Regions from separate parts of the Homo sapiens genome. Here regions 2 and 3 are each linked to region 1. A link is a loop called in an ENCODE intact Hi-C map of the cell type or tissue named here. Cell type or tissue: GM12878. All regions are shown on one strand. Region 1 has its middle 14 kb from the start of TDO2. Region 2 has its middle 240 kb from the start of CTSO. Region 3 has its middle 51 kb from the start of GUCY1B1.

Region 1 (4,000 bases):
GACTGTTGAAGCCGCAGCAGAAGAACAGAAATCATGAAGATTTCATGGACATTTAATAGTTCCCCAAATTAATACTTTTGCAATTTCTTACGCCTGTCTCTCACGTTTCTTACATTTATCTCTGAACATAAATTATGAAGATTTCATGGACATTTATCACTTCCCCAATCAATACTCTTATAATTTCCTATGCCTGTCTTTACTTTAATCTCTTAATCCCATCATCTTCATAAGCTGAGGATGTATGTCGCCTCAGGACCGTGCGATGATTGCATTAACTGTACAAATTGTTTGTAAAGCATGTGTGTTTGAACAATATGAAATCTGGGCACCCTCAAAAAGAATAGGATAACAGCGATTTTCAGGGGACAAGGGAGATAACCATAAGATCTGACTGCCTACAGGGCCGGGCAGAACAGAGTCATATTTTTCTTCTTGTAGAAAGCAAATAGGAGAAATATCATTGAATTCTTTTCCTAGCAAGGAATAACCCTGGAGAAGGAATGCATTCCCAGGAATAGGTCTATGGACAGCTGCTCTGGGAGTGTTTGCCTTATGCGGTTGAAGATAAGGGATGAAATATGCCCTGGTCTCCTGCAGTGCCCTCAGGCTTGCTAGGATTAGGAAATTCCAGTCTGGTGAATTCTAGTCAGACTGGTTGTCTGCTCTTGAATCCTGTTTCCTGTTAAGATGTTTATTAAGACAATATGTGCCCAGCAGGACATGGAACCTCGTCAGTAATTCTAATTTCGCCCTGGCCTTGTGATCTTGCTCTTCCTGTCTTCCCTTGTGATCTTTTATTGCCCTTTGAAGCATGTGATCTTTGAGACTTATGCCCTGTTCGTACCCCCTTCCCCTTTTGAAATCCCTAATAAAAACTTGCTGGTTTTGCAGCTCAGGGGCATCATGGAACCTACCAATAGGTGATGTCACCCTCGAGGCCCAGCTGTAAAATTTCTTTCTTTTGTACTCCTTCTCTTTATTTCTCAGACCGACCGACACTTAAGGAAAATAGAAAATAACCTACGTTGAAATATTGGGGGCTGGCTCCCCCAATATAAAATGATTTTATATCACAATTAGGGCTATGAAAAAAAATAAAGCAGGGTCATGGAACAGGGAATAGCAGAGAAGGAAGGTGAAGGCAAACTCCTCTGAGAGGGAGACACCAATGGAAACCAAATGGTGAGGAATCAGCCAGGCACAGATCTGGGTGAACGTAAGATCAGATATAAAGATGCATGTACCTTTTACAGAATTTTAATTCCAAGACAAATTTATAAAAACATACAAAATAAAATAATATGTTAAACATGTTTAAATTTACAAATCTAATTTAATGTTCTGTTGAAACTGAGGTATCTGCCACAGTGTGACTATTTACAAGTGTTTTAACACAGGTTTTCCGAGTCTTGCTGGTCTACAATGACGGAGCCGTGTGATGCCTCAATTTCTTGAGCTCTTTGTCTATTCATACAATCCTAAAACATCTGTTCCAATAGCACATAGTGATAACATCCAGCATTTGCTTGATGTGAACAGTCATATACCTATGAAACTCACCTGTGTTCTTTTCTCATTTGCTTAGAACAGAAGTTAGAAAAGTACCAGGTGATGACATGCATATAAACAAATGCATATCTTCTTGTATCACCGGTGAAATGTAATGGAGCTTTCTTTTGCCAACATAGAAGCACTCTCAAGGCTGGGAGGATGGAGGAAAACTCCTCATTAGCTCTGACCTACTGCAGTAGAACATTCTTCTCATAAGCATGTGCAACACAGTTGGCTAAAATTCTTAAACAAAAGCACGCAAAAATATTTCCATTTAATGGGAACAAGTTATTTTCAACATGTAATTTTTCAACCCTTTTTTATGCTGGTTTCAGAAAAAAATGTTTAAACCAGAAATAATAATATAGATGCCATTTTTGAATTTTTTCTATCTATTCATTTCACTTCAGATACTAGGAATGTCTGTTTTTAAAAAGAATTCTAATTAAATAAAAATTTTTCTTCTTCTACCAAACAAACAAATCTGTAAGATAATATGTATTTGAATGGCAACCAAATTGTTAGCTAACTCTAATTGCCCACATATCTTAGCCCAGCCCTGTTTCTTCCTCATGTCTGACTGAAGCTAGCCCCATCTCTTTCTACTCTTTTTCTACAGCTGGCAGAAGTTGCATTAAATCGCCTGCCAAAATGACTTGGTCTGTAATCTTTAACCAAGGCTGTCTATTTCTGACTCACTTCACAGATGGGAAACGGAAGTCCAGAGAATTTCAAAATATTGCCTGAGTGCATCAGCTAATTAGAGGTGAAATTGGAACAAAGCCATTTAAAAGTCTCATGACTTCAACAGTGCAATGATCGTTCCCTTACGTTTCAAAACTTCTTTCATTAAACAAAATGCTTACAAGACAGTTTGTTAAAATATTATTATTAGCTCCAAAAGAAAAAAAAACTTTAAAAAATTTAAAATATACATTCAATGGACATGAAAAAATGCAGCTAAAAACAGGAAGATAGGGAGAATGGGGCAAAAGAAAAATGCATGTAGTAAAATATTATTAAGCCATGAATGAGATGATTACAACATGATCTGTAAGAATCACGAGAGTTGTTAGACATGGGTCCAAATTTGGCCCCAAGTTTTCTGGCAGCCAACACAAAGAAGGAAATTACATAAGTAGATAATCTACAGTCCCACTAAAATAAAAATAAACTAGTTTTCAGGAATATCACAAGCAGCCCTGGGAAAGAGAAAATCCCTTCATTCTAATATAAGACTACCTAGAATGTCAGTGAGTTGGACACTAATCTCAATTGATATTTAGGCACATCATAATTCTCAATCAATAGATTGTGCCTTAATATCTATTCTCATCAACAGATTGAGAATTATGATGTGCCTAAATTCCCTAAGAAGTTTTATTAATATGCTGCAGTTTTAACTCAGCACTTTAGTAAGTGGTCTGAAACAGAATTTCTGCCATTGATTTATTAGGGGTAATAAAGGAAAGTTTCTGTAATCAAAGGCTGGCTGTACACAAGCCAATATAGATCCTTCAAAGCTTCTTAAAACCTTTAAAGTTGCCAAAGTGCACGGTGACTCTCAAATTTAGGTGACGTTTAAAAAATCAAAGAAATTTATCAATGAACTGGTATTATATAGAACATAATTTGAGAAGTCCTCTGCTAGATATCTGAAACACTGCCTAACTCACATTAGAATCTTGATGACTTATCTGGAAATGACCTTTACTGTGCAAACTTGGTAAAATAAAATAAAATAAAATAAAATACAAGAAGAAGCACGATGATATGCAACAGATAGTGACTGGTGATTGGGTATTGTAATTTTCATCCAGGAGGCAGATGGAAAAAGTGCGACTAGAATTTTCACTGGAGATGTCAGAGGTATTTGAACCAGAGTGACCTCATCTTGAATAGGGACTAAGTAAAATAAGGCTGAGATCTGCTGGGCTGCATTCTCAATAGGTTAGGCATTCTTAGTCACAAGATGAGATAGGAGGCACAAGATACAGGTTATAAAGACCTCACTGATAAAACTGGTTGCAGTAAAGGAGCCAGCCTGAAACCTCCAAATCCAAGATGGCGTTGAAAGTGACTTCCGGTCATCCTCACTCCTCCTTGTACGCTAACTATAATGCATTAGCATGCTAAAAGACACTCCCACCAGCACCGTGACAGTTTACAAATGCCATGGCAACATCAGGAAGTTAACCTAAATGGTCTAAAAAGGAGAGGTTCACCCTTTTCCCAGAAAATGCATGAATAATCCACTCCTTGTTTAGCATATAATCAAGAAATAACTATAAGAATACTCAGCTGAGCAGCCCATGCCACTGCTCTGCCTATGAAGTAGCCATTCTTTATTTCTTTACTTTCTTAATAAACTTGTTTTCACTTTACAGAGCCACCCCAAATTCTTTCTTGTACAAGGTCCAAGAACCCTCTCTTGGGGTCTGGATCA
Region 2 (4,000 bases), 310 kb before region 1:
CCCGGCACTTCCCTTCCCGTACTCTGTATCATTTAAGGGGACCAGGCTCTTCCCTTCCCAGCACTCCTGTATCAATACTATAATTCTATCTTTTCGTCGTGCAAGTTTGAAAGAAGAAAGCATAAAACATTTTGATTTAACTCCCGTGTTCTACTGGTTCTCTTGCTGATGGAAGTTAGATTTGCTTCTATTGGAACCTAAGTTCCCACAGGTAATACAGTACGCTTGAAGAAAAGTTTCCCACCAGATTAATTTATCAAAACTGAGTTATTCACAGTAATAAAGTTTTAAGGAAAAGGCTTAGGCATGTCGAATCCCACCTTAACACGAAGCTTGTCTTGCCAAACGACCCTTATGGAAACACAAAACCGCAAGCCTGAAACTTCTGTCAAAGCACTGTGAACCACAGTCGGCTTTTGGAGACCAGGGAATTTGAAAAGTCAGAATGACAGATTCATACCACCTGGTCAGTCCGATTATTTTTAAATCCAGCCCAGGATTATAATTAGTGATACATACAGCAGAGAGATTCTCTAAAGAGGCATAATGACCCAGGGGGGCCAGTGAATCAGTCCTGGGATTGAATCCTGCAGCTCTGTCACAGGCTAGATGGGATATTGTTATGACTTATGTCAATTTGGTTTTTCAGAATTATGTAGTTACTTTACAAAATACTATTAACTTTCAGTTAGTTAGAAGAGGGTGAGAATTTTTTTTTCTTTTTCTTTTGCCTATCGCAAGCTATCAGGTGGCATGTTACAATGAAAAAATCTCAGATCAAATCTAAGAGACATTAAATATTTATCATTAAGTAGGCAATAAAACATTCACTCTTCCTATTATATAAACTCAATGAAACCCTGGTCTCTGAACTTGTAGCTAGATATAACAGTACATTGCCTAAAATTTTTACCAAGATAGCTGCCAGTTTAGGCTAATGAAAGAACTTAGTTTTGTTTTGCTTTGCTTTTTTCCAAGAGTCCTAAGTGGCCAAAAGCAGAACGGAGAGTCCCAAGCGTCATTTTGAATCATAGATGTAATTAAGCTCATTCCATTCCTACACTCTACTCATGCAAGGCCAGCTGCGCTCCTGAAATGGGAAAAGTTCCCTATCCTCCTTGCAGGGCCGGTGGTGGGGGTGCGGCTTGCTTCTTTGGTGCCTGGCAGCTCAAACCTCTAGGGGGAACATGCAGACAGGCAGGTTGTGGTTGCGGGCTCCAACCAACCCCATGGCAGTGTCTAGGGGTGAATGTTTACAGTTCCTGAAGCCCCGGTGGGTGTCTGTTACAGTGTGTTCTTTTCGTTTTGCCATCTGTAGGCAGCTTGTGTTAATCTGTTCAAATAGATCATGGGCCTTACTGCAAGAACAGAGGGCTTTCTGTATCCCAGGGTTCTTGACTTGGTGTACCTGAAAAATTGGATCACGTGTGGCCTTGGATAATAAGTCCAAGGTTTCATAGAATGGTGGAAGTAGCTCTCAGCAGGTGGATGGGGAGCCAGAAGAAGCATGGAGTAAGAAGGTGGTTTTCCCCTGGGGTTGGGCTGCTCAGTGGCCAGATTCTCCTCCAATGGCCCCGGCCAAATTCCCCTTGGCGCCACGTCATTCGCCTGTCTGCTGGTGTCTGCTGGTGCCTGTTGGTGGCTCTTCTGCTCCTCTGCTCCTCTCCACGTCCAGCTGCCTGTGTGCTCTTCTGCTGGTGTGTTCCTCTTGACGTCCAGCCACTTGTGTCTGTGCCTGCTAGGGTCTTGGAGTTTTTAGACACACAGGATGTGGGAAGTGGCAGGCCAGGGTGGTCTTGGAAAATGCAACATTTGGGCATGAAAACAAGAGTGCCTGTCCTCACCTACATCCGTGGGCACAGGCCCAAGGGTGGAGCTGTCGCCAGGGACCCCACCATTCTCTTCTTAGCACTTCCCTGCCCCCTACCGTATTTCTCCCATGGTATTTCCAGCCCATTCCCCTATCTTAAACACCAACTTTTTCACCGATGAACCGTAACTTCTAGCATTTCTGTTATTTAACAACCATTCAATATTTTGGAAAGATAAAGACAGCTATAAATTAGAAACAGTCTATTCTGGAGCTTGGGCTTCTGTTTGTATGTTGCTGTTATTTTAGGGTTTTGTTCTTATTTTTTTCCAAATGTTAACTAAGCGAGTACTTTTTGAGTCACTCAGTGTGTATATTTCTGATTAGAATACTTAAAATATTAACTAATTGCTCCTATGATGTAAACTGAAATAAATACATATCTCTCTCTTATTTTGTTTGGGCTTTTTAACAAAATACCATGGACTGGGTGGTTATAAACAAGAGAGATTTCTCACAGTTGGAGGCCAGGAAGTCTAGGATGAAGGTTCTAGCTGACTTGGTGTCTGGTGAAGGCCCACTTCCTCATAGAGAGCTGTGTTCTTACTCAAGCTCATGTAGCACAGGGAGCTAGTTAGTCCTCTGTGGTCTCTTTTATAAGGTCATTAGTCCCAGTTATGAAGGCTCTGTCTTCATGACCTAATCACCTCCCAAAGGCCTTATCTCCTAATACTATCATTTTGGGGATTAGTATTTTAATATATAAATTTGAAGGGGACAGACATTCAAACCACAGCAATGTCATACTGTCAAGTTTGAGGTATTTTAAATTAAACATAAATTATAGACATTATAACAATTTTAAAGTAAATACATGAAATTTAAATAAATAAATATGTTACTACTACTACTAATAATAAATATGTTACTAATAACTAATAACATCCTCACTGACATCTGTTATTTTCTGACATTTCAATAGTAGTCATCCTGATTGGTGTGAGATGGTATCTCACTGTGGTTTGGAATTGCATTTCTCCAGTGATGTTGAGCATTTTTTCATGTGCTTGTTGTCCACATGTATGTCTTCTTTTGAAAAGTATCTGTTCATGTCCGTTGCCCACTTTTTAATGGGGTTGTTTGTTTTTCAGTAGTAAATTTGGGTCACAAGCTCCCTGAGCATCAGTTTCTTTATCTTTCATTGTTTTAAATGTCCAGTGAAAATAGACTGCAAAAGTATATTAGATAGGAAGTAACCTATCTTTTTGCTCTTTTTCTACTATTCTAAGGGAGCTAGCAGTCAGCTTGCTCCCATGAAATATCTGGCTACGTTCCAGATACACAAAGTAGATAACAGGAAAGTAAGCATTTATCACTTATTGAGTACCTGCGGTCTGCCATTCCCTCTGGTCCTCCTCACAAACCCACGATTACAGGCATTGCGGCACCCCTCTTTTCTAAGAACAATCCTCATCCTGTGCACCACGCCTGTCCTGAACCCATGTCAGAGGATCTCCTCTTTTAGGATAAAAATTGTTCAAGGTGGAGGGGAGAAACATTCTTTGGAAGTTTCAGAATTTAACTACAGTGACTAAAGGTGACTATTGCCTCCAGTCCATTGTGGCATGAGGCAAGGGCTGTATTAGTCACCATTAGCCAAGAGTAACAGAATTAGGAGGTAAACACTGTTCTTGTTTGTTTGTTGTTTGTTTGTTTGAGATGGAGTTTTCGCTCTTGTTACCCAGGCTGGAGGGCAGTGGCGCAATCTCGGCTCACTGCAACCCCCGCCTCAAGAGATTCTCCTGCCTCAGCCTCCTGAGTAGCTGGGATTACAGGCACCTACCACCATGCCCGGCTAATTTTTTTATTTTTAGTAGAGATGGGGTTTCACTATGTTGGCCAGGCTGGTCTTGAACTTCTGACCTCGTGATCTGCCCACCTTGGCATTCCAAAGTGCTGGGATTACAGGCGTGAGCCACCGTGCCTGGATGCTAATATAGTCCAACACAACTAGAGAGTGTTCTAGAACTCAATTCAAGCCATGATCCCACTTCTGTGGAGATACAATAAATGGCTTGCAAACCATTTTATGGTTTTTACTCGTTTAGGGAATGCTGATGTCTGGTGTTAATAGAATTTTTTAAAGTTTAAAAGGATGAGGTATCACTCAGTAATTTAATGTTACCTTTA
Region 3 (4,000 bases), 80 kb after region 1:
TGTTGACTAGGCTGGTCTCAAACTCCCGACCTCAAGTGATTCACCTGCCTTGGCCTCCCAAAGTGCTGGTTTACAGGCGTGAGCCACCATGACTGGCCCCTATATTTAAGCCCTATTTGGGATAGACTGTACCACAGCAATTGTGTGAGTACATATAATTGAAATAGAGACATACATTCTCTCCTTGTTTTCAGGTCATCAAGAATGTGACTGTTTATTAAACACTTAAATTTAGCTAACATAATTAAATATTATAGGGCACATTTTTAGTAGACATACATAACATTAATACTCATATACACTAATCAGGACCTTAGTCATTTTGATTTTAGCTTGGAGTCAAAAGTCCTCACCAAGTGTTTACCTCAGATTTGTTTATTTCTTGGAAGTTAGCTTTCAGTCTTTCGGTTGATCTATTCAACACTACTAGATTGTCAAAACTTTAGATTGTATTCCCAAAAGTTTCAGGCCAAAATCCTAGCACAAGAGTTACTGGAAAAGGGTACTGATCCAGACCACAAGAGAGAGTTCTTGGATCTCATCCAAGAAAGAATCTGAGGTGAATCCACAGAGTACAGTGAAAACAACTTTATTAGGAAAGTAAAGGAGTAAAAGAATGGCTACCCCATAGAGCAGTGGCATGGCTGCTGGACTGAGTAAACTTATGATTATTTCTTGATTAAATGCTAAACGAGGGGTGGAATATTCATGAGTTTTCCAGGAAAGGAGTGGAGAATTCCCAGGACTGAGAGTTACTCCCCCTTTCAGACCAGATAGAGTAACTTCTGATGTTGCCATGGCATCTGTAAACTGCCATGGCGCTAGTAGGAGCATCTTTTAAACTGCTAATTTATTATAATTGGGATATAATGAGCAGTGAAGATGACCAGAGGTGGCTTTCACTGCCATCTTGGTTTTGGTGGGTTTCGGCCTGCTTCTTTACTGCATGGTGTTTTATCAGCTGAGTATTTGCTTAACTACTGTTCTACAATAATCTGTATTATTATCTTTAAAGCAAAACGTATTCTTAAATTAAGAATACATTTATTCCTAAGATATTGGGACACCTGGACATTTCCTGGGTCTGTTAAGTCCTGGGTCTGTTTGGTAAACATTATTAACCTATTCCCTTAACTGTAGACATTCTGTGACTAAGAATGCCCAACGTCCTGGGAACGCAGCCCAGCAGGTCTCAGCCTCATTTTACCCAGCCTCTGTAAAGATGGAGTCACTTTGGTTAGAATGCTTCTGATACAAAAACCCTGGAATTGTTACCAACGAAATGATGGAATTTTGGAGCAATAATTTAGTTTGGATATCACCTTAACCAGCTCCTTTTTTTCAGATGAGGTAACTGAGTTGTAAAGTTAAGTGACTTGTAAAGGCCACAAGATTTCCTCACCAGAATTGGACTCAGGTTCTTGATTCTCTGTACGGTGCTTTGTTTTTTGTTAAATTTTGTTTTGTTAACTCACACTATATTTCTTCTCTTTGATACGGTATAAGTAGCAAGGAAGAATCACAAAAGCATTTTCTATTAATGTAAAATAAATTTTTTTCCAATTTTATCCTTATAAGTAAATAGTATCCTATTTCTATTTAATAACTTTTAACATGAGCTACAAGCAAGTTAGTTTACTCATAAAAATATTGTACAAAACTATTGTTCCTATTACAAATTGCTTGTTTTAGCAAATGTTTTTACCTTCCTGCAGAATTAGCAGGAAATATTTTGGTGACATTTCAGAGCAAGATACGTGTGGATAGATTTCATGCTATACAAATGGTCTTAATGAGTAGAAATAATTATTTTTATTATATTCCTTTGAACTTGAGAAAGAGTGGAAGGAGTGAATTCAAGGTTGCACACAGGAAGTGACAGCTAGGAGACAAGATGAACTCTGTCCTGTGAGAGAATGTCTCCTTTCAGTTCTTTTTCAGATTTCAATTACAAACAGCATTCTCTGCTGCCCTCTAGAGGTTCTATAAACCATTAGTGAGGGTGGTACAAAAAAAAAAAGAAAGAAAGAAACCTATGAGGGAGGTAAGCAAATTATTTTTCCTTTCAATGACAAAGGAAATAGAACATATCATTTGGTGAATCAAATACAGATTTAAACTGAATGAAATAGTGAATTAGTGCTAAGATACATATAATATATGTAATCTATAATATAATAAATATATAACTTATATAATTAAAAATACATACCTTTAAAATGGTATTTAATTGTTAAAGTTTAAAACAATTCAGTTCAAACTGATAAACTGTTATCGTTTCACAACATTTGGTTCTAATTTTTTGGTGGTTTCCACTGGGTTTGTTTCAATAATTGGCAAAGATAAATGTATTTATTGATTTTTCTTGTTGACCCTCCTGTTTTTTCATGACATGTGCTGTCCATGATTCAACTATAACAATATCTGTTACCAAAGATTTGTAAGTTTTCATTTCTTAGATTACCTTTTAGTCTTTCTGAAATGGCAAGCCAAAGTTCCAACTCCTCTGACTTCTTCGTATTTCAGTTTGATCTGCCAACAACTCTAGTGAGTGGTTATTATAATCTCTGTCTTTACAATGACCTAACCAGGTTACACAAAGGTTAAATGACTTTACCAATATCATGGAGCTAGTAACAGGTTGTTTGGAAATTCAAAGCAGTTTGGCCCAACTTGGAAAAAAAAGTTCTATTCTCTCCTCGCATTAATGCTACCTGAAAATCATTGTTTTTTAAAAATGTATTCACCAGAACTTCAAAGCCATGCCTAATATTAGGCACCTTTCCTCTAAGCTCAGTTACCTTTCTACATCCTCCACCACGTGTAATGGAACCATCAACTACCCACTAAGCAAGCCAGAAGCTTTCTACTTGGCCCTAACCTTCTCATCCCCTTTGGCCTGTGCGTTATTATGCACTTTTAATGTGAATCTTGACTGCTCTTCAATTAGCCTCCTGTCCTGCCATCACCTTAAAGCAGGCCTATGCATGAAGTACAGTAGCCCCCTAATGCCAACCTTAAACCAGGCTCTTTCCCTCTAAATTAGCCCCTGCACCAATGTCAGCATGATTTTCTCTAAGCACAAGTTTAACAGTGCCATTTTTGTGCCTCCTCTTTTCTCCAATCTATCTCATTTCTTATTCCTCCTTCCCTTTAAATCTGGCTTCTAGCCCCACTGCTCGAAGAGGCTGCTCCCTCCATTCCTTTGTTCAACAAATATTTGTCAAGTGCCTATTTTGTGGAAGGTTCAAGGAATATCTGGTGTAAGAGGAACTAATTTAGCCATAAGAAACTTAAAGCCTAATAAGGAATCCTATATATAAACAGATAATATGTGAACCATTGTAAAGATCCTGGGACAATAGGGGAAGCTAAACTTTCCTAACAGGGAAATTTCCAACAAGAGGATATTGAGCTGAGTCTTAGCAAGAAATGAATTTGCAGCAGAGTATGGGTAGAGGGTATTCAGACAGAGCAGAGCATAGAATTACAAAGGTAGCAACTAGCAGATAAGGCTGGTTAAGGTGACAATGTTTACATGCTTTGCTAAGGTGTACAGACAATGAGTAGCATTTAAGTGATTGTACGCAGGAGAGCAATTTGGATTTGTAAAAGACCACTCTGGCAGCAATTTGAGAGTGTGGAATGGAGGTGGCAAAGGTAGGAAATAGACAGATTTATAGGGAAGATCTTGCAATTGTTCAAGTTACACATGATGAGTGCCTGGACTTCGAAGAGTGTTGGCGGAATAAAGTAGAGATTTAAAAACATGCAAGATGTAAAAATTGGAATATGAGGTATTCAAAGGCAGAGATGTTTTGTTCAATGACATTTCTCAAATATCTTGAGCAGTACCTACCCAAAGTAGATGCTAAATAAATATATGCAGGATTCTGGGAAGATGACAGTGTCAATGTAGTTTCTGAGTATTCCTAACTCTCCCCCCAAAATAAGCATAACAACTATCCCCACTTCACCTCTTTTCTTTCAAGTTACTCTT

Evidence for each region. Peaks named below come from ENCODE experiments on the same cell type or tissue, not always from the same donor. Only the 100,000 strongest peaks of a DNase experiment are listed, where the experiment ranks them.
Region 2: a loop joins it to region 1, with 4 times the contacts of the local background. A loop is called at or near these places in 1 of 110 quality-filtered maps.
Region 3: it touches region 1 in a loop (2.0-fold over the local background); 1 of 110 quality-filtered maps calls a loop at or near these places.

Annotation. Positions count from the first base shown.
Region 1 is chr4:155,887,873-155,891,872 of GRCh38, reverse strand. No RefSeq gene overlaps it. Among named protein-coding and RNA genes, the nearest start is that of TDO2, 14 kb to the left of the region's middle. In GM12878, no CTCF peak of the experiment used is centred here; a DNase peak (open chromatin) is centred at 2,292.
Region 2 is chr4:156,194,529-156,198,528 of GRCh38, reverse strand. No RefSeq gene overlaps it. Among named protein-coding and RNA genes, the nearest start is that of CTSO, 240 kb to the right of the region's middle. RefSeq lists a silencer at 2,395-2,494. In GM12878, no CTCF peak of the experiment used is centred here; a DNase peak (open chromatin) is centred at 2,418; H3K27ac peaks cover 733 bases.
Region 3 is chr4:155,807,942-155,811,941 of GRCh38, reverse strand. No RefSeq gene overlaps it. Among named protein-coding and RNA genes, the nearest start is that of GUCY1B1, 51 kb to the right of the region's middle. In GM12878, a CTCF peak has its summit at 1,971 (motif pointing left); a DNase peak (open chromatin) is centred at 1,921.